5 separate regions of the Mus musculus genome follow, and regions 1, 2, 3 and 5 are each linked to region 4. The links are chromatin loops, found by intact Hi-C in ENCODE. Cell type or tissue: left cerebral cortex. All regions are shown on one strand. Links, peaks and the distances in the headings refer to the core of each region. The heading gives the core; the rest is flanking DNA.

Region 1 (6,145 bases), core at 535-5,534, 550 kb before region 4:
AACAAACAAATTAATGGTCTCAATTCACCCACTGAAAAGACACAGTCTAAACTAGTGTATTAAAATACAGGCCTCATCCTTGTGTGTGTTCATGAACCTTACTTGATCATAAAAGACAGATAAAGCAGATAATACTTTAGAGGACAGAGTAGAGAATGGATTCCAGGCAAATAGATCTAGGAATAAAGGAGTTTTCATATCTGATAAAATAGACTTGAAACCAAAACTAGTTGGAAGAGATAAAGAAGGCCACTTTGTAATGACTAAGTGAACAATCCACCAAGAAGACATTACAATTCTAAACATCTACATAGCAAGTGTGGGTGCCTCTGATGTCATAAAACAAGACACCAGCAATGGTATAGTCAGCAGCATAATGGTGGGAGATTGTGATAGCCCATTCTAATTAATTGATAGATCATGCAGGCAAAAGGTAAACAGAACATATAAATTAAATGAGATCATATATCATAGATTTAAGAGACATCTATTTAATATTCTACTTGAACACTCAAGAGTTCATATTTTTTTCAGTAGCCCACGCAACTTTATCTAAAATAGATAATATATTAGGACAGAGTACACACTCTTAACAAATAGAGGGAAACTGGAAAAGCTCCTGTATTTTATCTGACCACAATTGACTAGAACTGCAGATTAATAGCAAGAGGAACTACAGAATAGTCACAAACTCAGGGAGACTGAACAACACCACTGAATGATAGATTGGTCAGTCAATGCAGAGATCAAAAAAAGAGATCAGCAATTTACAGAAATAAAAGAAAATAAAAACACAACAACAAAATCTTAATGACAAACCTGAGGGACCTGGAAAAACCAGAAAGACCAAACTCAAAATCAGTTTGAAAGAAATAATTAAAACAGGGCAGAAATAGATGAAATAGAAATGAAAAATTATAAAAATTACAAGGTCATTTGATCAATTAAGTAAGACTAAATTTGCCAAAGTATTTTCAGACCCAGAATAATAAAACTAGAGAAAAAGAGAGCCATTATGATAGATACAAATGAAATTCAAAAGAATTACTAGGAGTGATCTTAAAAATATATTCTGTTAAATTGGAAAGATCTAAAATAAATGGATGAATGTTTAGATGTATATGACCTACAAAAATTAATCCAAATGAGATAAACAGATAAGAATTAATAGAGCTGATGCAGTAATAAAAACATCTGGATTAAAAAAAAAGCAGGCAAATTCAGCTTTGTCTTGTACAAATACACTACAAAGACATCAGAACTTAGAAAATACTTAATGACATTAGTTAGTTGTCTTTTGTGAAACTTTAAGCACTGAATAACGCAGTGAAAGAAAACACTAGGCCTAAGACTCAGGAATAAAATCTGGACCCTGTCTCTGGACACCAAGATGCAGAACACCTATAAAAAGCAAGTTGAGCCAGTCAGGTACCATGCTACCCAGTCAGACAGACCACACCAGAGAAGACCCCCCAGCCAGTGTCATGCAGGCCTGGCTGGGTAGTCCATGCCTTAGGCAATCCATGTCCAGTGAATGGGTGGGACATAACACTCCTGAGATGACACCAGAAACACAGAGGCCCCAGGCATCATTATGATGATGAGCAAGTAGTGGTGGAGAGACAGAGAGGGAGAGGGATGTTTGTACAGTGAAGGGAGGTAGAACTGCTGAGAGTGTGAAGAACAGCCTGATGAGGGTGGCTGGTGATGCCACCTGGGGTTATGGTGGGGTCCTGGCCCATGCTGCCAGCCAGGGCCATGTCTAAGTTCATGGACCTGCAACAGCAGGGGTCTATTCCCACCAAAGGCCAGGCGGATGTCCATAGTCTCCAACTGCAGTACTCAGGAGAAGGGGCCCCACATCTCACCCAGGGAGCAGAGCAAAGCTGGCCCTGGTTGCTGGGGGGTTGTGAGTGAGCTGGTCCTGGGGTGTAAGTGTGGGAGAGCTGGCCTGGCCACTTGTCTAATGTGTGGTGCTGTGGCAAGGGAGAGATGCCCTCCCCCACCTCACCACCTATGGAAGATGGGAGAGCTGGCCCCCAAGGTCATGAGAGCAGGAGAGCTGTCTCCGAGCAGTACTCAGCAGGCCCTCCTGGTCAGCACAGTAGAGCTGTCCTTGGTTGCAAGGGGTCACATGTAAGCCAGTCCCAAAGCATGAGAACAAGAGAGTTGGCACAGCCCCTTGCTGGGTGTAGTACTTGGGAGAGCAGCCCACACCTCAACTGGACAGCAGAGCTGGCCCTGCTGGGTTGGGATGAATCGGCACGAGGGCATGAGAGTAGAAGAGCTGGCTCTGCCTCTTGCTGGCTGCAGCATTGGGTGGGCTAGTCAGTGTTCTGCCAGAGAGCTCTCCCATGGTGGTTTCAGTATGGGGGAGCTGGTGTACTGACCAGCTCAGCTACAAGCCAGGCCCAAATCCAGGACTTTAACATTGACCCTCCCCAACATCTACCCCATCTATGAACTGTCGAAGAGTGCGAAAGGGCCAGTCCTGCAATCCAAAACTACAGGATCTCCATGACACAGGGCAGTGACAGGATATCCCAGAGGAGTCCCAGGGAGGCTCCAGTATTGATAGTATAACAGAAGCCAGAGTTCTGGAACCAGACCAATAGATGCACTGCAGAAAGCATTTGCAAGTAAAGCTGCTGAGACAAAAGGGTGTACTGTGGGATACACAGCTGCACAATACAGCTTCCACAATAAGAACAAAAGGGTGTACTGTGGGATACACAGCTACACAATACAGCTTCCACAATAAGAACAAAAGGGTGTACTGTGGGGTATACAGCTACACAATACAGCTTCCACAATAAGAACAAAAGGGTGTACTGTGGGGTACACAGCTACACAATACAGCTTCCACAATAAGAACAAAAGGGTGTACTGTGGGATACTCAGCTACACAATATAGCTTCCACAATAAGAACAAAAGGGTGTACTGTGGGGTTCATGGCTACAGAATACAGCTTCCACAATAAGAATTTTTTCATTTGGGGTAGATCTAATATATTTAAATGTTTTATTGTCTCTGGTTGCCTTTATCTTGTCAGAAAGAACAAAGAGCACTACTAAACTCATTTTATGAAACCATAATCAACCTGATACCAAAACTGCATGAAGACATAATAAAAAAGGAAACTATAGTCCAGTCTCCTTAATGAACATAAATCAAAAAAATCTGCAGAAAACACTTGCAAATTGAATGTGAAAACATAATTTGATTTGCAATTCTTACTGCAGATAGAACACTTTGCCAGATTGCTGAAACATGTCACCAGACTCTGAGGGCCACTGCCTTGTTAACAGGAAAAGGGCTTATACACAGTTTAGGCTGAGTTTAATAAAAAAAAAAAAAATCAGCTACTCTCTGCCGTGCCTGTATCTATGTTACAACACACAGTGGGGGAAGCCAGGAAATACACTGTTCGCTACATATCATGTATATAGATATGTAGACTGATACATACTGTGATGAGAAGGACTCTTTGGAAAGAATCCCCAAGTCCGTTATACATCAGTCCTGGTGCTCCTGGAGAGGTTCAAAAAAATGAATAAAGGAATATAGGAGACATCTGTTTTATACTCAGTGCCTTATATTCTTTACTACAAATTTTAATTACATCATATGGCCACATGATGGCAACATGTTAACATATTTCCAGGCCATGACTATAACCGTGTCCGGGTTTTGCCTGTAAACTACGAGTTGACTGGACTTTATCTTTCCCTCTACTCTTTGGTTCTTGAATTATAAGAAATTCAGAATATATCAGAATTTCTGTCAGTTTTATATTAGAGAGTTGTGATGTCACTAAGGGATAGGAATTTTTCAACTTCTCTCAGTTACTTGGGACCATTGTCCTATATGTAGTCAGTAACTCTCAAAATGTCATGTGCTATATAAGGAATATTTTAAAAGTATGTATAATATTCAATCTCAACAGAAGGGTTTTCTCCAATCATATCCATTAGTGTGTTGGATTTAATTAGTCCTCAATATTTATTCTATGTGCTGAAATGGAAGTTCAGTAAACACTTGAACCAGGTAACTATATTTGTCAAGGAAAAAGACCAGTACTGTATGGTTAAAAAAATCTTTAATATACATGCAACAAATATAGTACATCGAGGCAACAAAATACAGATGGAAAGATAGACATAGCCAGCATTCTTTGTGGAGTTCTGAAAAATAAACAGTACCACTGAAAATTAAAGACTGAGACACTGTTCACTCATGCAAGCGTTACAAACTGCCTGTAGCTCGAAACCAACTGCAGAAACTTGGGTTCCACAGTAGCAGATGAACTTTATATCAAGAGCTCCAATAATGGAGGGAAAGCCATGATCCTCAGGTGTCATGTCTCAGTCCGCAGTTCGCAGCAGGGATATGTCACAAACTAGTGCTTCTATCGGACAGATCTGAAAAAGTGTACCAACTGGGGAATCTTGTATTCCCTTCTACTTTATAAAAATGTATGAAAAGATCTTACCAAGGTTTTATATCTGAAAAATCATAAATGACAGGTGAGAGCAGGCCGTGGTGATAAAGCAGTAAACACTTTGACTTTCTTAGGAAAGTAGAGGTGCGCCCACGGCCAGCCTAAATTCCCAATGTTCTCATGACCATCTAAGTCCTCATGCAGCCTGCTGCAGGCCTGCTGTCTTTATTTGCTATTCCTGACACTACTTAAACGTGGCTTTGGCCACTGTACACTTAATATGGTGCACACAGATCAGAGAAGATGGAGGTGCTCTGTTTTAATGCATCAGCCTCAGGAAGAAATTGCTCAGTTTGTTCTGAGTCACCCGATGCAATGTCTGTCATGAGCTTGCAGGCCTCCTTTGCCCCAGAGATTAGTGTCTGCACTGCCTCACATGTGACACTGGTCATGTTACTATTGATTGATTCCACACCATGAGACTGCGCTCCAAGCACTTCCCAGAACCTCCCACCCCTACACTTTGGATAGAAGGAGTGAACCTGTGAGTTCAGCACTCCCCAGGAAGCTTTAGGAGGGATGCACTTCCTACTTGTCACAGCTGCTAAGTTTAAATATAAAAATCAACAGACAAGAGTGAGCACTGTGGCCCCTTCATGAAACAGTATAGGAAATGTCTTTGGCACACTTGTTTTCCTCCTAGGACTCACTATAGAATACACACTTCATACGTGTTTATTTTCAATAGGGTGGAATTTTTAGGGACACATGTAGCTGTTTTAAAAATTGTAAAAAAAAAAATTGAAACACAGCTCTTTTTAAAAAACCTGTTTTCCTACAGAAGTATAGTTTTGTTTTTTTTTAAACACTAAGATCAATTTGAAAAATGAGAAATCATGGCATAGTGGTAATGGCTATGAAACACCCAGTATGTAAGTCATTGTTGCACACAGGGAAAATAGCATTGTAGCTCCAATGTATATCCACAGTCAGACATCCTGGTTACTCTGCAGCTCTTTAAAAATCATTATCAAGTCATTCATTAAACTGGAAACTTCTGAGGTTAGTAACCCCTTGCCAACATTAGTTCTGAAGTTTGAAATGTTTCCAATGTCTTAGGCATACCTGGGAAAAGATGCTTTTCCTCCATACCTGACAAATTAAGTCAGCAACCGCCTAAAAAGGCACAATTCTACAAACTTTATGAAATGCTAAAAGTTGGTACCAACTGGTAAAAGGAAAGCTTAACGAGCCACTGTGTAGTTGTGGCTGGAGACTTCCCCTTACAGCATGGTACACAGACATCAGAGTGCAGGAAGTACTTCATGGAATTAGTTGCCTTTTGTGCAAATTTAACCACCAAATAAAGGAGCGAAAGAAACTGCTAAGCTTAAGTCTCTGGAGTAAAACCTGGACCTGGTCTCTGGACACCAAGACGCATTTAAACAAATATAAAAATTCAGCTGAATAACAACTATGTACAATTTATAATGAATTCAGACACTCTTTGAAAGATTTTTAAAGCCTAATCAACTTTAAACATCCTCAGTGACAAATGTAATATTTTAAAAAGAAAAATAGGGGACTACTATGCTTTTCCCTCAGAAATTTACATGGGCTGGACTAAAATCTCCAAACAACAAAATGTTACGCATGTACCAGAATATAAAATTTCAAAATCTCCCAGCAGCCAAACTTATGTA
Region 2 (6,145 bases), core at 677-5,676, 170 kb before region 4:
AGGCACATGAGTGTTTTTAAATGGCTGGATAGAGTGTACTTACTGCCCTTGCCTTAATATTAGATACCTCCTGTCTTAGAACTCATTCTTTTTTTTTTTTTTCTAATGTGGTAAACTCCTTAGTCTCTAAAGTTCATGTTGTAGTTCAGTTTTTTGTTTTGTTTTTTACAGTTTGTTAATTTTTTATTGTACAAAATAATTGACTTTGTTATACTTTATGTTTTTATCATTTATTTTCCTCATATTTACTTCCTGATTTCCTTTCTCCATCCATCATCCCACAGAATGGCTCCCTTTCTATTTTCGCACTAAAAATATATGTGTTATTAATGTAAAGCATGCAGTTACTGTTACGCCTAGAAAGAAAACACAGTATTTTGTCTTTCTTACACCTCCGTGTCCTCTGCTCTTCTCCTCTTCTCCCTGTGAACCCTTACAAGTACCACCGAGTCTCCCTTCTATGTTTATATCATATATCCCTTTAAATGGAAATTCTGCATACGGGAATCCACGCGGCATTGGTCTCCCTGGGTCTGGTTCATCTCTTTTAACATGGTCTCTCCAACTCCACTTTCCTTCAAATGGCACCATTTACTTCTCCCTATGGCAAAATAAAGCATCATTGTGTATGTGTTCCACACTATCTTTATTCATTCATCTGTTCAGGGGCATCTAGCCTGTTTTTATATGGTAGCTGTGACAGATAATGTATATGCTCAGATATGCTGATATCCATGGTATTGTGGCTTGGAGTCTAGTTACATACCCAGGCACAGGTACAGCCGATTATGATTCTGTCTTTGTTTGGAGGATCTTCCACACTGATTTCCATAGTTGATGTTCAGTTCTCATTCCCGCCAGCTGCCCGAGGGCTCTTTCTCCTCCCCAGGGCCAGCATGTGCTGCCCTCTGTTCTCTTGGCATCAGGCATTCTGGCTTCCATGAGATAGAATTTGTGTAGTTTTAACAACACAATTGAAGAGGACATAGTAGATAAATCCCAGGTCTGGTTATGGAGGGGGAATTATAGGAAGAGGCCTGTTTTTATCATTAATTCTTTGGTGCAATTGTGAAACAGGTTGTCCAGGAAGCGCTGGACAAAGCCAGGGAAGGCCGCACCTGCATTGTGATCGCTCACCGCCTGTCCACCATCCAGAACGCGGACTTGATCGTGGTGATTGAGAACGGCAAAGTCAAGGAGCACGGCACCCACCAGCAGCTGCTGGCGCAGAAGGGCATCTACTTCTCAATGGTCCAGGCTGGAGCAAAGCGCTCATGAGCTGTGACTATCTGAGGTGCTAAGTATTTTTAATATTGGTGTTTAAACATGGCACCAAACCAAAGTTAAAAGGCAAGGGCTGTTAAAGGTAACTCCATCAAGATGAGAAGCCTTCCGAGACTTTGTAATTAAATGAACCAAAATCGGAAACAAACAAACAAACAAACAAACAAGCCATAGTTAAACAGGGCCATGTTTTTAATTGCATTACGTGATTCATAAGAGAACATATAGTTTTTTAAAATAAAATGTATAATTTTGTTTCAGTTTTTAATTTCTACCCTACTTTCTTAAATGATTATAAAGATTGTAAAAAGCACTATTTCTTAAATTGCCTATAAAAATTAAATTTTCATATAATTGGAGCCATCTGTTATGTATATGAATTTATCTACTCTTCCAAATAGGGTGATGTAAATTTCAGCCTTCAGAAAAGTGGATTTTAAGAGCCTCTCTATTCTTTGTGGGATGGTTAAGTAATTTAAGTAATTTCCACCCGGGATGCCTTTTCACCTGGAGCCTCACAAAGCCACCTCCCTAGCTGCCTCTCAGACTTGTCCACTGAGCTTTCCATCGCCTTACTGGCTGCTCTCAAACCCTGCGCACAGACTGTGGGAAGTGGAATGTGGTACGGTTAGGAAGTATACATTGCACAATTAATTGCACCTCACATTTTATTGCTCTACGAAAGAGCTCTCCAACAATTCCAATACTTTTATAACCTTTTAAGTTTAATTACTCTGTGATAACATTGTTTCTAGTAATTGGCCTCTTCCAAAGCTGACCTTCCTGACTAGAGATGTTTAAAATATGTCATTATTTTCAATCCAGGGAGATACAAACAAGAGAGCATCTCAAAAAGCTTAACCCTGACCGTACATGTGAGGTACGAGCTTGTGTGACCCGGTACATGTGAGGTACGAGCTTGTGTGACCCGGTACATGTGAGGTACGAGCTGGTGTGACCCGGTACATGTGAGGTACGAGCTTGTGTGACCTGGTACATGTGAGGTACGAGCTTGTGTGACCTGGTACATGTGAGGTACGAGCTTGTGTGACCCGGTACATGTGAGGTGCGAGCACAAGCTCCTGGGTCACATTTATTCGGGTAAGCGGTATCTGCAGTACATAACATGCTCATGGAAAGAAGCCTACGAGCAAATGATATGATCAAGTTGTTCCCAACAAGAAATGCATGACCAAAAAATGTGCACAATTCCAATAGCAAAAAAAAATGTGTAAGTTAAGTCTGGTTTACAGAGCAAGTCCTGGGATAGCCAGAGCTACACAGAGAAACCCTGTCATGAAAAACAAAACAAAACAAAGCAAAACAAAACAGAACAAAACAAAGGCTGACTTGCTTAGTAACATCCCAATTCATAGAGGGTATCTTTACTGTAATAGTTTTTGCTTAAATATTAACAACATACGTATTTTAAGTAAGTATATGCTTCAATATGGCATATATTCCAACTCTTGAAATTTAGTTGAGAGACATAAAAGGATGCTGTTGAAGCATTAGCTATAATATTAAAAATTGTACAGCTTTAATGTTAGCTTAATAGTTTAAAGTTGAGCATTGCTGTACATACCTGTAATTCTAGGACTCCAGGAGCTGAGGCAGGAGGATCTTGAGTTTGAGGCCATCCAGGCTGCAAAGCAAGTGTCATGTCAGTCCAGGATACAATAAGACCTTGCCTTAAAGAAGCAAAATCTGTTCATCTTAACATAACAGACTTCTTTAAAATTAGATAAAAAGCATTATATTTTCTTTGCGATCACCAACTGGAATAGTGTGTAATCTTTTACAAAACTAAACTGGACACCAGGCCAGATAGCCAAATGAGTACCGAGAACTCGCCTCATCTCCACAGAGAAGCCGAGCAGCAAATGAATAGCTGTGTTTGGGGGACAGTGGTACTGGTCAGAATGAAGGTGGCAGTAAGGGAGAGCCAGGAACCTGCACAACCCAGAGCCCTAGGATGGAAGCTCAGGGAGTAGGAGAAAGCACGCCCACAGTGTGGCCCCTGTTCTCCAGCTGAGACCCCACATCAGGGAAGAGAGTGCCTAGCAAAGTCCTCAAGGTCAGAAGGGACAGGTCTGAAGCCCAGCTCAGAAAGCTTCCAGGAGTCTACATTGTGATTTCTCCAGGTTAGTCACATTAGCACCAACAAGCTCCCAAACAGGACATGAAACATAAGTGGTGGCCACCAACAGCTCAGGACTCCCAGAACAAGATTAAGGGATACTTGGGGACAGTTGACAAAACAAGACAAAGAGCAGTAGGTGGCAGTGCTGGCCAGCTTCAGGATTTCCCCATCAGGGGAGCATGCTCAGACTAACACCTCTAACCCCAGTGAATTCTTTTCAACTTTAGGAATGCTTAAATCCCTATAAATCTTATATGTCGATTTATAACAGATTGAATTCTGGGTAAAATGGGCTTCTAAGAAAAGCACATCCTCTCCTGGAAGTTTGTCTGCCCTGAGAGAGACAAAGGAAGGGGTAGGGTGAAGGGGGGAGGTGTGAGTCTGAGAGGATCAAAGCCATTGCTGTTCTGCTGAGCCCACTCTTTCTAAGGAGTGCATTCCTGCCTTTTACAGAACCTAAAGGGGAAAGAAAGGAGGACAGCCAGATACAACAGTAACTGAAACTCTCTCCTCTTGGCTACACATCCAGGAGCACGAGAGGACCCCAAGTAGACGTGACATGAAGCAGTGCAGCCCACGGTTTATTAGTCAACTGTCAGCTGTCACCTAGTGTATTAGATTAGCAGCAGATTCTTAGCAGAATCATTGTAAGCCAAGAGGATATTGAATAAAAATAAAAACCTAAGACAAGCCAATGTAGACAGTCCATCACCTCCAGTAGTGCCTTACAAGATACACCAGGAAGAATGCCTGAAAGCTACTTACACCAGGGAAGATAGCATAAGTCTAAAACTCTAGCTCTCAAAAGACTGAGGCCAGAGGATCATGAGGTCCTGACCACCAGGGGCTACATAGTGGGATCCTGTCTCAGTGAGAGAGGAAGAGAGAGGAAATATATATATTTGGGAACACAGCTTCATAATATATATATTTAAATCAACAAAATGACAAGTACTTTTTTATTGTCTCATATATTACACAGCCCACAGAATTTACTAAACAGGAGTAAATTTTTTTTTATTCACACTAAAATATTTATTGTTTACTTGAAAATAAAATTAAAGCAGGGCTTGTCCTGTATTTTTTTTCAAAGCTTACTTCTATGTTTAGTGACATGATGAGTGTGTGTCTGTCTGTGAGTGTGGATGCAGTGCAGTGCCCATGGAAGGGGTTGAATCCCCTGAATATGGCATTCCAGGAGGAGGCCAGCCTTCTGAAGTGAGTGCTGGGAATCGAACCCAGGGACTCTGCCAGAGCAATGTGAGCTCTTCACCCCTCTGCAGACCCCAGATGTCCTGTGTTTCTATCTCGTCCTCCTACTTCAGTTTTATTCGGGGACAATCTCTGCTTTTCAAGGGATTTTTCAAAGACCCCTGCCTTGGCTCTCTTGTTTCACTTTTCTAAACCTCTGCTGCACATCGGTCGTTTGTTTCTATATTTTATCCATTAAAGTGCATGCTACATGAGTGCAGAATTGTCTTACGTTACCTTTTTATTCCCCACATCACCTAAGGGACTATCTTACACATTATAGAATTTTTTTTTTTTTTACTTTTATTTCCATGATGGTCTGTATTGCCCATCATATCTTTTTTTTTCCATTTTTTTATTACATATTTTCCTCAATTACATTTCCAATGCTATCCCAAAAGTCCCCCATACCCTCCCCCCCACTTCCCTACCCACTCATTCCCATTTTTTTTTGGCCCTGGCATTACCCTGTACTGGGGCATATAAAGTTTGCGTGTCCAATGGGCCTCTCTTTGCAGTGATGGCCGACTAGGCCATCTTTTGATACATATGCAGCTAGAGTCAAGAGCTCCAGGGTACTGGTTAGTTCATAATGTTGTTCCACCTATAGGGTTGCAGATCCCTTTAGCTCCTTGGGTACTTTCTCTAGCTCCTCCATTGGGAGCCCTGTGATCCATCCAATAGCTGACTGTGAGCATCCACTTCTGTGTTGCTAGGCCCCGGCATAGGAGTAAATTTTTTATGTCATTCGAAACTGTGAATGTAATGAATTAAATTGCTAGAAGTAAAAGACACAAACCAGCTCAACAAAGAAAAAAAAAGAAGTGTTCCATACAAGAAAGTTACTTCATGTGTAAAATGAATAAATGTAAAAAAATAGAGGCTGAAAATGAAAGGTTGTACCAAGACATCTATCTATACACATAATCACCAAGAGCACCCAGGGCTAGGCACATTTGTACAAACCAGACATAATGACAGAACCACAAGGGACAAGGAGGCTCACCAGGCAACACTCTAGGGGCCAACTGATGAGATTTGACAACTTAAAATTATGTTCACCTAGTGCAACAATATAAGGCAAACATTGTTAGATTTATAAAGACAGAGGAGATCTAATAAATAATAATAATAAAATAGGCTTCAACACCCTATTTTACTGGCCACATCAAATCAAACCAAAAAGAAAAAATGGCCAAGAAACTTTGGAGTTAGCTGTCCTCTAGACCAGAAGAATCTGCAAGGTGCTCACGGAACTGCCCCTCAAACAGCTGCAGAATAAAATTCATCAGCATGTGGAACATTTTCCAGGGTATTTTTTATATCATGCAGCAAAAAAAAAAAAATCTCAATATACTTTAATGAAATAAGAACAGTAATCTTTTCTGACCACAATGAAACACAACTGGAAATCAACAAAGGAAACCATAGAAAGTATGTGTGGAGAGAGACCTCACAATGCTCTAT
Region 3 (6,145 bases), core at 336-5,335, 170 kb before region 4:
GTACTCAAGGCATTTTCCCGTGACAGCTGTCCTTGGTTGTCAACTACATTTTGGAATTAACTAAAAAGTCAAGTCACTAGGCACACTTATAGGAGATTTTTAGCTAATTGGATCATGAGGTAGAAAGGCTTACCTTAAATTTGGAAAACTCAAAGTGGGAAGACATTCTCTAAATCTGGGCCACATCTCATGGTAGCCTATATAAGAAGACAAGGAAGGAAAAAACCTTCTGCTCTTTGCCTGCTTGCCCTTGCTCTTGCTTCACTGATATTAGGGGTTGCTTCTTCAGGACTCCAGAGTATAGTGAACACCAGCTGAGACATCCAGCCTTGTTGACTGAACAACTACTGGATTCTTGGACTTTCTATTGGGAGAAAGCCAGTGTTGGACTAGCTAGACCATGGCCTGTAAGCCACTCCAATAAACCCATTTTTCTGTATACATATTCGGATTCAGTCTATAAGTTTTGTTTGTCTAAAGAACCCTGACTGATATAGGTCCTCAGGATACTCACTAAATACAGGTGGCTACAGTGTGTACCATCTAGTGAGCATATTCTTTTTCTAGCCTGGGCTTGATTTCTCTTGTTCCATCTCAAAAATTATCCAGTGGTGCACAGCTATGAACAATGATGGCCCTCTATTTGACTCACCAGCATCAATCAGCTTCGGAATTCCAGCCAAGTTGTGCTTCAACCTGTTCTGATATACAACACAGCCATTTGTCTTCAGATCCCATAACAAGTCCTTTTATGACAAATCCAGTTTTGCTTACTCAGCTCAGAACCCTGGTGCTCCAGGTTTGCAGACCTTTGAAAGGGAGGATCACTTTACAGCACTGTGCTGCTGAGCTTGGCAACCCTGGACAGACAGCAAGGGGCAGTAAGTACCAAACTCTGGTCCTCTTTCTCTCTGACCTTGTGTCAGGTTTTCTGGAAATTAATGCAAGACAGAGCAACAGTATTCTTACCTAAAGCATTAAAATTCTTCCTACACACACACACACACACACACACACACACACACACACACACACAAACAGGAGAGGGGGAAGGGGAGACAGACAGACAGACAGACAACACACACAGGAGAGAGTGGGGGAGGGGGGAGACAGACAGACAGACAACACACACAGAGACACACACAGACAGACAGACACACAGACACACAGAGACAGGCAGGCCGACAGGTAAACAGAGACAGAAAGACACAGAGACACAGAAAGACGGCTCCTCAAAAACAAGTTAGAAGGGGTGGGAATGGAAAGAACGAAGAAGGAGAATGTGAGGAGCACTTGAAGGAGCATTTGAAGATCAAGACCTTGAACCATGGCTAGAGTGTGCTGAGCAAGGTATATGGCATGAGATGCCCTGACACATGAACAGGGACCATCTTCACCCTGCGACAATATGGCAACTAGAGTTATTTTCAACTGAAGGCAAGATCCCAAACTGTGATGATGATCCCTGCTCTCCAAACCAGAGCCCCTTCCTATGGGAAGAAACCAAAGTCCTGTGAAGTGGCTATGTGACTTGATCCTACAAAGTCCTTGGTACTCAGCCAGCATCACATGCCAGCCACGTGGACAGGCCTGTCACGTACTCAGGAAGCTGCAGCCTCAGTTGGTGTCTGCCCACAGGTTTCTGAGACAAGAACTGAGCCCAGTCAGTCTGTAGAATGACAAGTGATCAGAAACACTAAGCATTTCAAGCCATTGAGTAACCAGAATCAATAAGGTTCTGCGTGCCATATAACTCAATGTTCCTGGTCATCAAAAGACTATAGGATCCTGGCAGGTGGATGTCATGCATTGTGCCTGATAGTTCGACCAATGCTGTACACACCAAAAGTCCTCGGTACAAATATTTGTTGAATGAAACAAAATGGCATGCTTTTCTGGGAGGAGAAAAGGCAATTAGCCAAATGATTGTCTTGGGACACTTCCACAGTGGCATTACTATGTCCCACTTGGAATGTCAAACACTAAGGTGAAAGACCTCTCTCTGTCCTTGGAGAAATTAGGATAGCAAAGAGAAACCTCTGCTCAGGGACAAAGATAAATGATGAAATGTTTTTGCCCAGACTCTTTCAAAAGAGCCAGTGTGGAGCACAAGTGACCTTTGAGTTGAAACCTGAGAGCTTTCCTCTTTCTCTGTGAGCAGCCAGATTTCAATATTTCCCTCTCATTGATTGCTGCTTGGTGGCAGAGGAGACCTAGGCTCTACAGTCAGAGAAGCCCAAGTTTCTGTTTAGAACATCAGATTTTTGGCTTGTAGACAAGTTACTTATTTCTCAAGGGCCCTATTTATAATAATAATGATAATAATAATGATTTCTTTCACCAGTTGCTTTACTGAATTGCTTAGGTACTAAATACAATAAAAGCACTTAGGGTGATGATCCATTACATAGAACACAGCAAAAATAAACGTCAACTGCCTTTTAGTCCACAGTTTTCTTGATCTTCATAAATACTGTTGTCTTGGATGAAAGCAAGATATTATTTGGTATTGATTGACTTAGCAATTATTTTAGCTGCCTTCTAGAGTGCAAGTTGGGCGCACCCTAAAAGAGAAGGAGCTCTCATCTCAAGACATAGTGGTGCGTTGGTGTCATGATGCAAGCCTGTGGGGAGAAGGAGAATGCCGAGAAGAGACATCACATCTGGGCGTGCTTGGAGGGTTGTGAAGCTTCCCAGGTAACCAAGCTCTACTAAAAACAAAACAAACAAACAAACAAAAAGACTATCTATTTATGTTCATTAAAAAAACTAATAGTGATATATTATTTTGAAATATACTGTTAATATAATTGGAGTTATTTAAAATTTATATTGAGAAAAACATATGTATTTTCAGTACTGCTGTAGACAAGCATCTACATAAGACTGTTCAATTGATTGTTGTTTTATATCAAACAACTTTTAAAATACTCATCTTTATTGTTAAAATATTTTATAAATTGTAAAGAATATGATAAAAATGAAAGGTATTGTAGGTTTTGAAGGGGGTGTCTCTGGGAGGAGTTGGGGTACAAAAGGGAAAAAAGAATGTGATGTAAGTTTATTTACTCAAGACATGTTTTTAAATGTTAACAAATTCAGATAAATTGAAAGTATGTATCTTTTCTCATCATAATGCAATAAAGGCAGCATTTTCAACAAATGGTGCTGGCACAACTGGCGGTTATCATGTAGAAAAATCCGAATTGATCCATTCCTATCTCCTTGTACTAAAGTCAAATCTAAGTGGATTAAGGAACTCCACATAAAACCAGAGACACTGAAACTTATAGAGAAGAAAGTAGGGAAAAGCCTCGAAGATATGGGTACAGGGGAAAAATTCCTGAATAGAACAGCAATGGCTTGTGCTGTAAGATCAAGAATCGATAAATGGGACCTCATAAAATTGCAAAGCTTCTGTAAGGCAAAAGACACTGTCAATAAGACAAAAAGGCCACCAACAGATTGGGAAAGGATCTTTACCTACCCTAAATCAGATAGGGGACTAATATCCAATATATATAAAGAACTCAAGAAGGTGGACTCCAAAAAATCAAATAACCTCATTAAAAAATGGGGTGCAGAGCTTAACAAAGAATTCTCACCTGAGGAATACGGAATGGCTGAGAAGCATCTGAAAAAATGTTCAGCATCACTAATCATCAGGGAAATGCAAATCAAAACAACCCTGAGATTCCATCTCACACCAGTCAGAATGGCTAAGATCAAAAATTCACGTGACAGCAGATGCTGGCGTGGATGTGGAGAAAGAGGAACACTCCTCCATTGTTGGTGGGATTGCAGGCTTGTACAACCACTCTGGAAATCAGTCTGGCGGTTCCTCAGAAAATTGGACATAGTACTACCGGAGGATCCCACAATACTCTCCTGGTCATATATCCAGAAGATGCCCCACACGGTAAGAAGGACACATGCTCCACTATGTTCATAGCAGCCTTATTTATAATAGCCAGAAGCTGGAAAGAACCCAGATGTCCCTCAACAGAGGAATGGATAAAGAAAATGTGGTACATTTACACAATGGAGTACTACTCAGCTATTAAAAAGAATGAATTTATGAAATTCCTAGCCAAATGGATGGACCTGGAGGGCATCATCCTGAGTGAGGTAACCCAATCACAAAAGAACTCACATGATATGTACTCACTGATAAGTGGATATTAGCCCAGATACTTAGAATACCCAAGATATAAGATACAATTTGTGAAACTCATGAAACTCAAGAAGAATGAAGACCAAAGTGTGGACACTTTGCCCCTTCTTAGAACTGGGAACAAAACACCCATGGAAGGAGTTACAGAGACAAAGATTGGAGCTGAGACAAAAGGATGGACCATCTAGAGACTGCCATATTCGGGGATCCATCCCATAATCAGCCTCCAAACGCTGACACCATTGCATACACTAGCAAGATTTTGCTGAAAGGACCCTGATATAGCTGTCTCTTGTGAGACTATGCCGGGGCCTAGCAAACATATAAGTGGATGCTCACAGTTAGCTATTGGATGGATCACAGGGTCCCCAATGGAGGAGCTAGAGAAAGTACCCAGGGAGCTGGGGGGATCTGCAACCCTATAGGTGGATCAAGAATATGAACTAACCAGTACCCCCCGGAGCTTGTGTCTCTAGCTGCATATGTATCAGAAGGTGGCCTAGTCAGCCATCAGTGGAAAGAGAGGCCCATTGGTTGTGTCAACTTTATATGCCTCAGTATAGGGGAACGCCAGGGCCAAGAAGTGGGAGTGGGTGGGTAGGGGAGTGGGTGGGGGAGTGTGTGGGGGACTTTTGGGATAGCATTGGAAATGTACATGAAAAAAATACCTAATAAAAAATGCAATAAAACTTAAGCCAAAAAAAATCCTTACTGAAAACGTAATGTAAAATATAGACTTAAGATGGTTAGGGTGCATCCATATCTGTTCACCAGTTGTAACAAATATTCCTTTCTGGTGGGGAAGTTTTAAAAATTTGTATATTATTATCATTTATTGTTATTAATTTTCTCGTGGGAGGTAAGCATGCCACAGCACCAGTGTGGAGATCAGAAGACAACTTTCAAGAGAGTTTATAGGAAAGCTTTGTGCTTTGAATTCAATTTTGCTTTATAAATCTAAAACTACTTATAAAAAAATCATAGCATACTAAACAGGTAATAAACAAGAAAGCTTCATGGAGAACTAAGGTCATATTTGTCAGATGACAGTGGAGGGGTGGGCAGGGGAGGAGGGGGACAAGGAAGTTGGAGGGAACACAACTCCTCCTCCTCCTCTTTAGTTGGGAGCTTGGAAAAGAATAACAATTGTCTGTCTTAGGACTATTCTATTGCTATATTTAGGCCACTTTACAGTGGTGGCATCCTTGTTCAGAGTTTGAGTATGAAAATATTTGCATTCCTGGAAGAACTCATTGTAACTCCTTACCTATGTGATATGCAAAACATCCTGTTTAGAGGAAGGGAGAGTCTGAGAGGAGTGGGGGAGGGGGACAAGTGGGGGTTTAGGGGGAATATGATTAGACTGCAATGTGTACTAGCTTCAGAAATGTCCTTATAATATATATATTACATGAATTGTAGAGACAACCCCTGATGTCTGGGGGTTGGATCACATTTTTGTTAGGCACAGGTTCAATGTAAGCATGACTGGGAAAAAATCTTGGTCAGCACGGGCAATGACCCATTACTTCCACTCTTTATAGTTTAAACAGATGACTCAGGCAGAACTCACCCATGGATTTTTCCATGTTGTTTTGAGAAAGTACCAGTTTCAACCAAGCTGTGGATGATACTTCCTGCGTGTCTGAAAAATCCCAGTATCTGCAATATTCAACCACATTAGGCTAAAACATTTAGTGTCAGGGAGCCCAGACTTCTGAACAGAGTCACAGCCTGGAGAGACAGGCCAAATGGTGGAGATGCTCAGTAAAATTAAGAAAGCAAACCTTAACTTTGAATCTAAAAATAATTGTGTGTGTGTGTGTGTGTGTGTGTGTGTGTGCATGGGTGTGTGTGTGTGTTGCACACATGCCAAAGCACACATGTAGAGATCAGAGGATAACTGTCAGTGTAAGTTCTCTCCTTCCACCTTGTGAGTTCTGGGCACTGAACTCAGATCGTCAGGCTGAC
Region 4 (6,145 bases), core at 706-5,705:
TCACACACTCACTCACACACACACACTCACACACACACACTCCCACACACACACACTCACACACACACACACACACTCACACATACACTCACACACACACTCACACACACACACACACACGCAGATGTGGAACTTGTTCAGTCTGTATAATGCTACTCATTACGTATGCTTCAGAACTGGCTATCAGGTCTTGCATAACCAACTGATATGCTCTTCCCTGTAGAAGACTATTTCTTTCAGTCTCAGTATTCCTTAGTTGCCTGAAGTTCTTTGTGTAGAGTGGAGGACAAAATTTTCTTTGCTTGCCTAGAAAGGAAGGGAGGGAAGGAAGAGGAGACAGAAGAGAAGGATAGTGGGAGATCCTGTGCTAGGTTTTCTCAATGGGCTCTGTACTGGTATTCATCTTCCACACTGAGCCAAGTGTTGAAATATTCATGTAGTACTCACTGGGCTGAGTCTTGGGAAGTTGTTGAAGTGAAGCTTTGAATTCTGCGCCTAACATGAATCTTGTCCTGACCATGTGTGTGCCTTTCTCAAGTCCTCAGAATACAAAGAAACTAATTTGCTTTTTTGTTGTTCCTTCGTGATGAGGAGGAGGAGAAAGGGGAGGAGACAGAGTTTCACGTAGCCAAGGCTGGCCTGGAACTCCAGCCACTGATTCTCCTGCCTCCACCTCCCAAATGCTGAGAGTGAAGACATACCCTGTCATTCCTCCTCCGAATTCACTTCCTGAATGCACCACTTTCCAAAGCAATTCTCTCCTTGACTTTGCTTCCCAACCCAGAAGTGGTCTGCTGTGGCTTCAAGCACAACCTTGCCCTAGGCTGCTACAGGTTTTCTACCATCTGATGTTCTGAGCAAAGCCTTTTCCTAGCCTCGGAAGAGAGAGAGAAGAGAACACATTGACTCCGTCCTTACGGCAGCCCTCAGGCAAGTCACAGAGAGACTAGTGAGAAGGGCCAGCTCTGCTCTCTCTGAACCCGGAACAAAGACCCCACAGTGGGAATGTGGGCTGCTGTGCTCAAACTTATCCCTGAGCAAGGGAGGCTCGTGTCGCTGCCCTGGTTTTCCTAGCACTTTGTTCTTCAGAGTTTAATAAGGCTGGTGATGACTGTTTCCATGGGCACACTAGAGCTCACAGCTGTCAGTTTGGTTGTCGTTCCTGAAGTGACCTTCTGAAAGGCTTTCCTGATGCTGTCCCTTTAGCATCTGTCTGTGCCTGACTTTAATATGGCTGAGGCTGCATAACTGAGTGTCACCACAGTGGCAGAGCCATCTCCATCCCCGACTTTTTCAGCATTTGCATCTGTGCATTCTAACCTGGTTCTTATCCATGGGTGAGCTTGTTGCATTCCACCTGACAGTTCAGTCCCCACGGAAACATCAAACCTTTCACACACGTGGAGTGCACGTGTGCCTGAGGTTAAGTTGTATCCCTTATAGAGATTTCTGATGGTTCTTGTCTTTCTGCCTTCTTAAAATACAGCACCCGTGCATTCTTCCTTCTATCATGGTTTGAAAGTAATGTGCTATTCTTGTCCTTACAGCTCTCGCCTTGGAAATCCACAGAGGTATGCTTGGCTTGGCTTAGGTCACATGAGAATTCCTCCCCACCTCAGTTGATGTCTCATTCACTCTATTTACTTATGGCAAATTATTCTACAAAATCCAAATTTACTTAGACTTAGTTAGTTCCAATGCACACTGCCATGCCCGAGTTCAGATGTCCAAAGTCCAGGGGGGAGCTTTTTGAAATACAAGAGCAATAGTGACCATTCTCCTAATCTCTTGCTGAGAGAGAGAGAGAGAGAGAGAGAGAGAGAGAGAGAGAGGGAGGGAGGGAGAGGGAGAGAGAGGAGAGAGAGAGAGGGAGAGAGAGGAGAGGGAGAGAGAGGAGAAAGAGAGGGAGAGAGAGAGAGAGAGGAGAGAAAGAGGGAGAGAGAGAGAGGAGAGAGAGGGAGAGAGAGGGAGAGAGAGACAGGGAGAGAGAGAGAGGGAGAGAGAGGAGAGAGAGAGAGAAAACAATCTTACATGGAAGGTCACTGAAAGAATATATATGTACTTTGACATTATAAATATTGTAATTACCTCCAAGTAATTGAGATACAAACCCCACTGTACACATTAGTGCCCCTAAATCCACCGTAACAAACATCACAGAGAGCCATGATTAGCCACAAAGCAATCTGAAGGCTGCAAGACCAGGACAAGGTGCCTGCAACTTTGGTTTTCTTCTGAAGCCATTCTTTTTGAGACCAACGTTAACTTAACTGTCTCTTTGAAAGGCCACATCTTCTAAACTAGTGAATCTGAGTTGCTATTTCTGTGGCAACGATACTGAGCCTAAATGCAAAGGGTGGTTATAACTTGATATCTCTTTATTAGTTATTAACCAGAACAAGTAACTTTTAAAAAGTCAGTCAGTTCATAATAAAATGGGCAAAGATGTCTACCATTACTTACCCAAGCCGCCATCAAGGGCTAGGGATCAAGCAGAATTCATAAGAATTAGCTTTGACAGCTTGGTGAATTATGTTCCTTCAATCAGGAAGATATGTGATGTCAACCTGTTTCAAAAAATAAAAATAAAAAAGCAGGCTTCTCCTTTGTTCTCTGTTACTGTGACGAACCCTGAGCAAACGTCACTTGTGGGGGTGAGGGAAGGGTTTATTTGGCTTGGACTTCCAAGTCATAGACCCACCGCTGAGGGAAGTCAGGGCAGGAACTGCAGCACAAGCAGAGGCAGGAGTCAGGAAGAAAACTGCTCACTCACCGGTTTGCTCTCAGGTTCATATTCAGCTACTAACAGTTTCAGAGACAGTCTAGGCCCATCTACATGGGGATGGTGCCACCCACAGTGGACAGAGAACTCCCTCAGCAATCATCACTTCAGACAATCTCTCATGGATCTGACCCCAGGCCAATCTGATTGAGGCCTTTTGTCAATTGTCTTCAAAACATCTGATTATGGCTGTATTATCACTGAGGTACCCTCTACCTCTCAGTGCCCAGCAGGCCATCTTTATACACACTTCTAGACAAGAGGTTCCCTTTCAGCGGTGTCTAGCTGGGGAATAAAGTTGTGTGATGGACTATTGACATGGACATGGCTGACTCAAAGGCAGTTGCATGACCAAAAGGTCCACATCAGCACGGGTGACACCTCACAAAAGCTGCAGCCCTAGACCTCCTTGCCCAGCTTGCAGGGAGCTCTACTGCTGAGTCACTTCTCCCATACCAACTACTCACTGCTCGGCTACCCTTGGAGTGGGGCCTTGTGAGTCGCACAACTTTCAGAACTCCTAGAACCTCAAAGCTTTATTTGCTTCCTGGTTTTTAGATGCCTTCCCTCCTCCCTCCAAGAGAAAATGTTTCAAGTCAGAGGAAATAGCTATACAATGGTCCTCAAGACTGCCATAGGTGACTAGTGGGCAATGAAATATATCCAGCAGGGTACAACAGTGTGAAGACCAAACCAAAGAATTGCTATGCCATCCCTATATGACTGAATCTTTTATATATATTCTTTCTCATAATCCTCTCAATAATAGCCCTAGTAGAAGAAGGCATTCTTTATTGTATAGCATGGGAAATGGAGTAACGTGCCCATATTCCCGTCTCATTTGGTTGTCTCCCAAGCTCCGGCTCCTCCACTCCATTGTCACATCTGCTGCTCCATCATCACGTCTGCTGTGCCCGCGGACACAAAGGGACACCCAGAGGCAGTTTCTGCTGCTCTGTGCAGCTACTCCAGTGTTAACAGTGCAAAGAAGGGCAGGAATTCAAACAAGCTCCTCTGCCTGTGCTTGTTGCCACATGCATCTTAAAAGGCTTATTTGAGCAGAAACCATCCTATTTTTTCTAAAAAAACTATTTATTTTTTCTAAACTGCCTATTTTTCCCCCTTTCTTTCTTTTCTAATTAATCACTTGTGCTAGGACTTGAAACTGTCCTCTAGTTTCCAGAGCACCCACCCCTGCTTGGTTTTGTTTCTCCAGTGGCGTCCAGGGTGGATGAATAGGGCCTTATTGTTTGGGTTTCTACTCAGGGAGCCAAGTAAGTCCAATTTGCTTTGCACGAGTTCTACAGGGCTATGGCGGCTTGCTTTTTTTTTTTTTTACTTCACTCAATACACAAGAGGAATGATGTGTTCTGACAGGTTACAAACTTCCGGAGGACCCAGCCTAACTCCAGAACAAATTGGAAACTAATTACAAATGTTGTATTAAGAGTGAAAAACCAATACCAAATTAGAAACATTTTGTCAGGTGAGCCTTCGGAAGGGAAGTCTGGAAGGTAAGGGGTGATGTTCAAAGAAATTACCAATATTTGCCCACAATTTGATCAAATTATAGTACTAAAGCAGTGGAGAGGGTTAAGGGTTTATATCTTTTCTAGTTTTTAAATTTATGCATACTTGTTTTTAATTTTAAGCTGCTTTGAAACATGCTAGTCTCCAGGCCTTTGCTGTCGACAGTATGCGGCAGGAGTCAGTGAATTGGTGCCTCAGAGCTGGGTACAAGCCTCAGGCAAGGCGTCAGAACCGCTGAGTCAAATCGAGTTTGACAAGGTCTCCAGGGACATCTGTGCAGTGGTCTACCCTGAAAAATGGTAACAATGTCTCAAGAGGCCACAGTGTTTCTTTTCTATGGGTGGGGGGATTGGTGGGTATGCTGGGATCCTTCCTAGAAGAGCCTGGGTAGGTGACACCAGGAGGTGAACTTCCAGTACAGTGCATGATGCAAACAAAGGGGTACACGGTTCTCCTAGGCTGGTGACTCAAACCTGGGACAGTAACACCTACTTTCCCTGAGTCAGCTGTGCCTACACAAAGAAACCTGGTTGAAACTGCATAGCTCCTGGATCCTGCCTGACCCCTGTGGCCTCAGAGTTAAACTCCTTCATACTGAATTATAGGTGTGCTGGTTAGGTTTTACCAACATGACGCAGGCCTAGACCTATCTGGGAATCTCAATTGAGGAACTGCCTCTATCGAACTAGCCAATGGGCATGTCAGTGGGCTTTTTTTTTTTTAATTGCTAATTGAATGGAAGGGACCCAGCCCACTGTGGGCATTCCCACCCCTGGGCAAGTGGTCGTGGGTGTTATAAGAAAGCAAGCTGATGAAGTCATGGAGGTGGAGCCACCAAGACATGTTGCTACCCCCAGGTTCCTGCCCAGGCACCCTTTGCTTTACAAGTTGCTTCTGCTTATGGTGCTGATCAGAGCAACAGGAAGCAAACTCTATCAATAGATGGTTTTAATATTAACTTGCTGTTCCCTCATTCCAACTCCTTCTTCATAATTTCTCCAAAGCTTTCGTTTTACTAACATAACTATTCTGTATTTTCCTGTAATGTTGCGGGCTTTATTTATGTATATATTCGTGTACATTTGTGTTTGTATGTGATCATTTCAAGTGTTATCTCGGGTGGGAAAAAGCTGCCAACTTGCTTCTGAGATCCAGTTGGTTAGCAGAAACATCTTGGTTTTCAGAAACAAGATTAGTGTTTGAATTATAGAATTAATATTTTAAAACACTTATACATAAAAAAAAACACTTTACATCTAAACTGTAGCAGTAAACATTAAAGGTAATTTCCCAAGAGACCTCAACCCTACACAAAGAACTACAGACAACTGAGTTAAGCTGGGAGTGGGGAGAGGTCCCTTCCCAGGGAATAATCTTTGAAGCACCAATTGGTTGTTCAGTGGAATTGAGAAACATATGCATTTGTTTACATTTGGGGTCCTGTGAAATGAGATGTGGATAATTACTGGCAGGTGTTCGAGTAGAAAGGATATTCTGTACAGCAAAACACACAGTACTAATTAAGGCAGTGGCAATCTAGATCGCTGCTAATTAACAGCTGAAGAGCCTGACTCAGAACCTGAAATTCTGGTTGTGCTTCAAAGATTATTTGGACCCAAAAAGGCTTGGTAGTACAGATCTGTATTCCAAGCTACTTGGGAGCCAAGGTGAAAGGATTGCAAACTCCAGGATTGCCTGGGCTGCAGAGTGAGTTGGAGGACATTCTGGGCAACTTAGTGGGACCCTGTCTCCAAAAGAGGAGGAGGGCTTGGGTTAGAACTTTTCAGTCGAGGGTTTGCCTAGCATGTGTGAGAGGACCTAGGTTGGAGCCTC
Region 5 (6,145 bases), core at 394-5,393, 100 kb before region 4:
TTAGATTTAGGACTCTGCCTGCTGCTGTTGGCAAGCCAATGCTCATATTTCCCCTCCAAGACTTCCACGCAAAGAACGACTAGGGCCCTACAAGTTACTGGGGTTCTGAAATAGCCCATGACTTCTCAAGGTTTTCCTGGGAGCAGACATTTCAAGAGCTCTTTGGCTTATTCTGCAACTATCTGTCTCCATGTGTACAGTCATTTACAGTATTTGTGTCTGATCTTTGGATTCTGCAGACAATGGCCAGTCTTTGGAGAAGATGGTTGATAGTGTCCATGTTTATCTGTCACAGTCGACCTTCCAACTAGGTTTTCCCAAAAGCTAGAAATTGACTTATGTTTTGCCTTGTGCCTGTTTTCACTTTTATTCACCAGTTCATTTATTGAAATTGTACATATTATGTAAGTTCCTATTCTGGGGTAGGTTGTATGGGAAAGTGAAAACATGTGTCCCACCTTTAAAGAACAGATCATGAAGAGAGCCAGTAGACTTGAATTGGCATTGTCCCTGTTCACACTGGGCACACGGCAGGCATCGCAGTTTGAGCATGTCTGAATTGATGAATTCTTTGGGAGACCTTCCAAACTCCTGCTATGTGGGAGAAATAACTTTAAATGCAAGTAAAAAATACTGCCAATAAATACTTATAATTAGTATCAAACCAAGAAGACACACTTTAAAAATCCTTATGCAGACAAAATAAAAGCATAGCAAGAATTCAACATTTAATTCCCTTGTTTACAGTTTATTAAAAAAAAAAAAAAGACTTGTCTCTTAGTGAGAATGGCATCCTAGGGAGTAGAGGTGTCCACAGTACAAGTTGTAACAAGGGCTATCTGTGACAATTTGGTAGATAGTGCACCCACCGGAGCCCAGCCTTGGGTGGACTTGGCAGATGAACCCATTCCTTCCCTCTGACTAGGACCCCTTTCTCTTATGGGGAATAGTTAGGACATGTGGCCTTGTGTGTCTGCAGTCGGGTGCTCAGGGTTGTGTCTGGACCCCCACTCTGTATAGAAGGTCTCCCCTGAATTCCAATACCCACAGTCAGTTTAGATATCTCTCTTCACTGAAGTACTTCGAGAGTGCTTTGTTTTTGTTGGTTTTAACTGTGCGTTAATTTAAAGGTGTGTTTTATCCCACAGGACATGAGCTGGTTTGATGATCATAAAAACAGTACTGGAGCACTTTCTACAAGACTCGCCACAGATGCTGCGCAAGTCCAAGGAGTAAGAAGACTGCGCTCTGCTAGTCTTTTCCTTAAGAAAGGAAGCATGGCATTGCTCCATCTACTGAGATGCTTTCAGCTGGGGTTGGGGGTGGGGGCAGAGTGGATAGCTCAGTGGTGGAGAGCTTGCCTGGAGTGCACAAGGCCCTAAAAACAGTTTTGCAAAGATATTTTTAATTGGAAAACCAGGAACATCCCATCCAGCTGAAGCGGACTTGAACCGCAATGGGAAGTTTAGACTTCAAGTAGACTAATGAGCTGGCTCGGTACAGGCATCAGAGGCCCAGGTTCCTTCTGTCTGTCTGGTGCATTGCCTCCTCCATGTTGGCTCTGTGGGGCTCATCTCCTAGTTAGCAACTAGAACTAAAAGCTTCTTCATTTCTCCTCTGAAAAGGACACAAATCTGTACCTCATCCATCAAATGAAAGCCCTTTCCATAACTCTTGTTGTAACAGCTCATAAATCACACTCAAGCCTGAGCCAATAGCTATCTCAAGAGAAGGCTGTTCTCTGGCCAGCTTAGGTCCCCACCCTGTGTGGTTCACTGATCTCACAGGAGAAGAGAAGGGAAGAGACACACCAGAGAGTTGACAGCAATGTCTATGACAATGGTCCTGATTTTTTGAACTGCACAACAACTAATTCAACTGTAGCGTTTGGTGGTTGACAGTCTTGTAGGAAGTGAATACTTGGTAACTTGGTTTCAAGGAGAGTGTAAATTTCTGTCTGAACAATTGAAACAAGTGGTTATTTAAATTATTGGGGTTGTGGTTAGACTCCCCTTTTGAAAGGTTCATGTCCTCACAGCTTATCTGTACAGTAGGTGACTCCATGGGCTGGAAGGATGAGAACAGAGCCTGTCCAGCCTTGTGGGTTAGGCACAAGCTGTGGGTTCATTGAGCAGGTGAAGCTCTTCACATTCTGAGTAGGGCCCTAAGCCTGGAACACATGGCTTTAGGAGTGACTCAGCTGCCTTATTCTGTTTCTCTTGCAGGCCACGGGAACCAGGTTGGCTTTAATTGCACAGAACACAGCCAACCTTGGAACCGGTATTATTATATCATTTATTTACGGTTGGCAACTGACACTTCTGCTGTTATCGGTTGTTCCATTCATTGCTGTAGCAGGAATTGTTGAAATGAAAATGTTGGCTGGCAATGCCAAGAGAGATAAAAAGGAAATGGAAGCTGCTGGAAAGGTGAGCTAAGTGGGCATCAGCTAACAGAAGGGCTGCTTGTACACACACCTGGCTTGCTTTGTCATGTTACACACTACAGCTGATAATATATGGGCTGTGCAGAAATGTTCTACAGTATTGATAATGCCTGGAACTGAGACTGGGATAGTTCTTGTGACATTTCTAGCTTCCAGACAGAACTTGTTATAAATCTCTTTCAAACTGCCTGAATGTATTTCATCTTGACATCATATCCTGGCATCATTGATACAATAAATGTCTCTGTTTTTACAAGTGTAAGGCAGAGTATAGAAATGAATTATCTACAAGAAGATTCCTTGTACCTGTCCCCCATCCTGATATGAATTTTTTTATTGTTAAAGTTAGCCCCACCAGGTGGCAGTAATTCCCTATTTTGTAGTTCTTTTTTTTTTTTTCCATTTTTTATTAGGTATTTAGCTCATTTACATTTCCAATGCTATACCAAAGTCCCCCATACCCACCCACCCCCACTCCCCTACCCACCCACTCCCCCTTTTTGGCCCTGGCGTTCCCCTGTACTGGGGCATATAAAGTTTGCGTGTCCAATGGGCCTCTCTTTCCAGTGATGGCTGACTAGGCCATCTTTTGCTACATATGCAGCTAGAGTCAAGAGCTCCGGGGTACTGGTTAGTTCATAATGTTGTTCCACCTATAGGGTTGCAGATCCTTTTAGCTCCTTGGCTACTTTCTCTAGCTCCTCCATTGGGAGCCTTGTGATCCATCCATTAGCTGACTGTGAGCATCCACTTCTGTGTTTGCTAGGCCCCGGCATAGTCTCACAAGAGACAGCTATATCTGGGTCCTTTCAGCAAAATCTTGCTAGTGTATGCAATGGTGTCAGCGTTTGAATGCTGATTATGAGGTGGATCCCTGGATATGGCAGTCTCTGACCTGCTGAACCAGACCCTTCACTTTTGCAAATGTAGACATGTGGACAGGAAGTAAGTCCAAGCCAAAGCACAATCCTAGTCTCTCATTACGCATCTATGTCTAAATCTACATATAAACATGTGATCTGCAAGGCACACACATTCAGATGGTAAAGCATACATCATCCTTTAATGAAAACTTAGGAAGTAAAGCACATGGTTAGTATAAACTGATAGTTTCTACAGCACCAGTCTTAAAATTCTCTCACAAGCATCACTGCAAACACTTTCATAACTATGTATAGTGGGAAAGACAGGGTCTCTACTTTATGAAGAGACAGGCTTTGGTACTGAGTGACTGTCTACCTATCTATGGCACATGCTTATACACCCATTACTCAAGAGTTAGAGGCATGAGGATTGCCGTTCCTTCAAAGCCATTCTGGGTTACATAGCAATACACTATCATAAAATAAACAAAAACATAACGGAGACTAGGATTGCAGTGATACATGTTTCCACTTAACCAATTCTGTTCACTGAGATCTGCCACTTCCTCCCATCAGTGGTCATGGCTGCCATTCCATGGGGTCAGTGTCCCCCAGACACTTGTCACTTCTGCAGGCATGGCCTTGCCCTGGAATCAGAGTTCTCTGGAAACCTGTGTGTTGTGGGTCCTGGACTTCATTCTTGTTCCCAGGTGCTGAGCTGTTTCTTATGTACTGTTTTTAGGTACCGAAGGATACCATTTTCTTCACACTGTATGCCACAGACTAAAAAACAACAGCATCAACAACAAAACCAACCAAACAGGCAAACAAACAAATCCCCCTTAAAAAAAAAAGTTCTGTCTTCCACCATCTTGTAGTAGTCCTTCTTCATTCCTCAAGAGAACATGATCATAATGAAGATAAATTTTCATTCAGCAAATTACACACAAAAAAAAAATATCTTGAATTGACCCAACATAGTGACCATGGCTCTACTGAGAGAGTTATATTTTGGTAGCAATGAGAATTATCAAAATTTGACAGAAGTATAGTTGTAAGAATTGAGGAGTGTTTTAAACATACAAAAATGTTCAGTTCTCAATCCTGTCCTTCTGCTCATACCATTTGATGCTGGAGAGAAATCTCTTAGTTCTAGTGGCCTTTTTGGTCTTGGTGAAATGAGGTGCTATTCCTGATGCTGTCCAGGTTCCTTCATAAACTTCCTAAAGCTGCCATCGTGGGGATCGGTGGCTGAACGGCTTACGATGCAACCTAATGTTAGGTTTGTGAGATAGTACAAATATTTTAATCCCCAACAATCCAATCATGGTTCAATTTTGTTTTCTAAACCAACTGTTGGTTCATGGGTAGAATCAGGGTTAGTTTCTTGTGTGGTAGGTAGCTTATAATCCTTTGAAGGTCCTTGGAAGGCAGATGAGGGAGTATCCATGCTAGTTTAAGACTAGTGGGGTACACATTAGTTCTACCCTGTGGAGCAGCATAGTGAAACTGGACTCAGAGAAGGGAGCAGAGACCTGGGTGAGCTCCTCTCCACTACTTGCTCAAAAAGATACGGTATTTTACTTGGGTACAATTTTTTATTAGTGAATAAAGTATATCAGGAATTGGGATAGTCTCATTTCAATGTTTCAAGGAGGACTTTTTAATATGAGCAATTGGTGCTAGGTAGTAGGAGGAAGATGGCAAAATAAGATTATAGTTATAAATCATATTATACATGTAATACAATCCTCTAAATATAACACTAATATATGCACAGCCTACTAATTAGTTCCATCAGGCCATCCTTTGTGATCCAAATAACAAATTTATATCATGACCATCTTGAGTAGATCCCGTTTACTGAGCTCAGGCGCCTGTCAGAACTAGACCACAAAGTTAGTCCATGGCCAGAAAATCAAGGGTTAATGGTAAACTTGTTTGTAACTGGTTTCTCCATGTGCAAAATCTCAAAATAGACAGAGCAGTCAGTGCAACTGGCTAAGAGCAGACTTGGCATCAGGTTGCCTGGCAGTCCTCATGCTCCGAGTTAATTCTGAGTCTTTAGGCTAGTGGGGAACCCCCTCTGCACCTTACTTCCTCATTCTGTAAAAACAGGAGTAATACTACCCTACAGGGTTGTCCTCAGGCTAAAGGAAACTGTGCCCTTCAATGTGGCAACATTTTGGCTGCTTCTACTATCTGTTAGATTATTATTACTATTTTAAAGATAGAGTTTTTTAGCCTAATGTAAAAAATATCTTTCACCTACTTACAACTGAAGGCTACAAGTGTTGAAGCTGATGAAACGAAAACACAAAATTTAACATCTGATAACCCTAGTGTTGATGTGATTTAAACTCAATAGCTAATCACAGTCAATACACTAAGGGTGGTTTGGCTATAAGAATTAAAAACAAAACAGCAAAACTTCTGACTGGCTTGGGTTAAAGTGGTTTGACAAAAAGAATGTATTTCAAGAGAAGACAATAATAAGCTCACTGCCTCTTAGACCCACAGGCTGTATTGTCTCTGAGTCTCTCTGTACATATGCCTCTGTCTCTTAGTCCATGCCTCTGTCTCTTAGACACACAGGCTGTATTGTCTCTGAGTCTCTCTGTACATATGCCTCTGTCTCTTAGTCCATGCCTCTGTCTCTTAGACACACAGGCTGTATTGTCTCTGAGTCTCTCTGTACATATGCCTCTGTCTCTTAGTACCATGGGCTATATTGTCTCTGAGTCTCTCTGTACATATGCCTCTGTCTCTTAGACCCACAGGCTGTATTGTTTCTGAGTCTCTCTGTACATATGCCTCTGTCTCTTAGACCCACAGG

Evidence for each region. Peaks named below come from ENCODE experiments on the same cell type or tissue, not always from the same donor. Only the 100,000 strongest peaks of a DNase experiment are listed, where the experiment ranks them.
Region 1: it touches region 4 in a loop (3-fold over the local background); 7 of 42 quality-filtered maps call a loop at or near these places.
Region 2: it touches region 4 in a loop (2.5-fold over the local background); 7 of 42 quality-filtered maps call a loop at or near these places.
Region 3: a loop joins it to region 4, with 2.3 times the contacts of the local background. A loop is called at or near these places in 7 of 42 quality-filtered maps.
Region 5: it touches region 4 in a loop (2.0-fold over the local background); 16 of 42 quality-filtered maps call a loop at or near these places.

Annotation. Positions count from the first base shown.
Region 1 is chr5:8,486,253-8,492,397 of GRCm38, forward strand. It overlaps Rundc3b (RUN domain containing 3B), which reads right to left. Exons shown (of 11, transcript NM_001347311.1): 11 at 4,084-6,145. Among named protein-coding and RNA genes, the nearest start is that of Slc25a40, 66 kb to the left of the region's middle. In left cerebral cortex, for the core only: a CTCF peak has its summit at 3,617 (motif pointing right); DNase peaks (open chromatin) are centred at 3,633 and 4,951.
Region 2 is chr5:8,864,673-8,870,817 of GRCm38, forward strand. It overlaps Abcb1b (ATP-binding cassette, sub-family B (MDR/TAP), member 1B), which reads left to right. Exons shown (of 28, transcript NM_011075.2): 28 at 1,078-1,642. The coding sequence ends at 1,278. Among named protein-coding and RNA genes, the nearest start is that of Abcb4, 26 kb to the right of the region's middle. In left cerebral cortex, for the core only: a CTCF peak has its summit at 3,566 (motif pointing right); a DNase peak (open chromatin) is centred at 3,558.
Region 3 is chr5:8,871,580-8,877,724 of GRCm38, forward strand. No RefSeq gene overlaps it. Among named protein-coding and RNA genes, the nearest start is that of Abcb4, 19 kb to the right of the region's middle. In left cerebral cortex, for the core only: no CTCF peak of the experiment used is centred there; no DNase peak of the experiment used is centred there.
Region 4 is chr5:9,039,199-9,045,343 of GRCm38, forward strand. No RefSeq gene overlaps it. Among named protein-coding and RNA genes, the nearest start is that of Gm40264, 7.5 kb to the left of the region's middle. In left cerebral cortex, for the core only: no CTCF peak of the experiment used is centred there; DNase peaks (open chromatin) are centred at 3,725 and 3,978; H3K27ac peaks cover 200 bases.
Region 5 is chr5:8,938,686-8,944,830 of GRCm38, forward strand. It overlaps Abcb4 (ATP-binding cassette, sub-family B (MDR/TAP), member 4), which reads left to right. Exons shown (of 28, transcript NM_008830.2): 20 at 1,149-1,232; 21 at 2,226-2,429. Gm31388 (a long non-coding RNA gene) reads right to left here. Exons shown (of 3, transcript XR_001784769.2): 1 at 3,847-6,145; 2 at 459-591. Among named protein-coding and RNA genes, the nearest start is that of Gm31388, 3.9 kb to the right of the region's middle. In left cerebral cortex, for the core only: a CTCF peak has its summit at 2,802 (motif pointing right); DNase peaks (open chromatin) are centred at 2,770 and 5,358.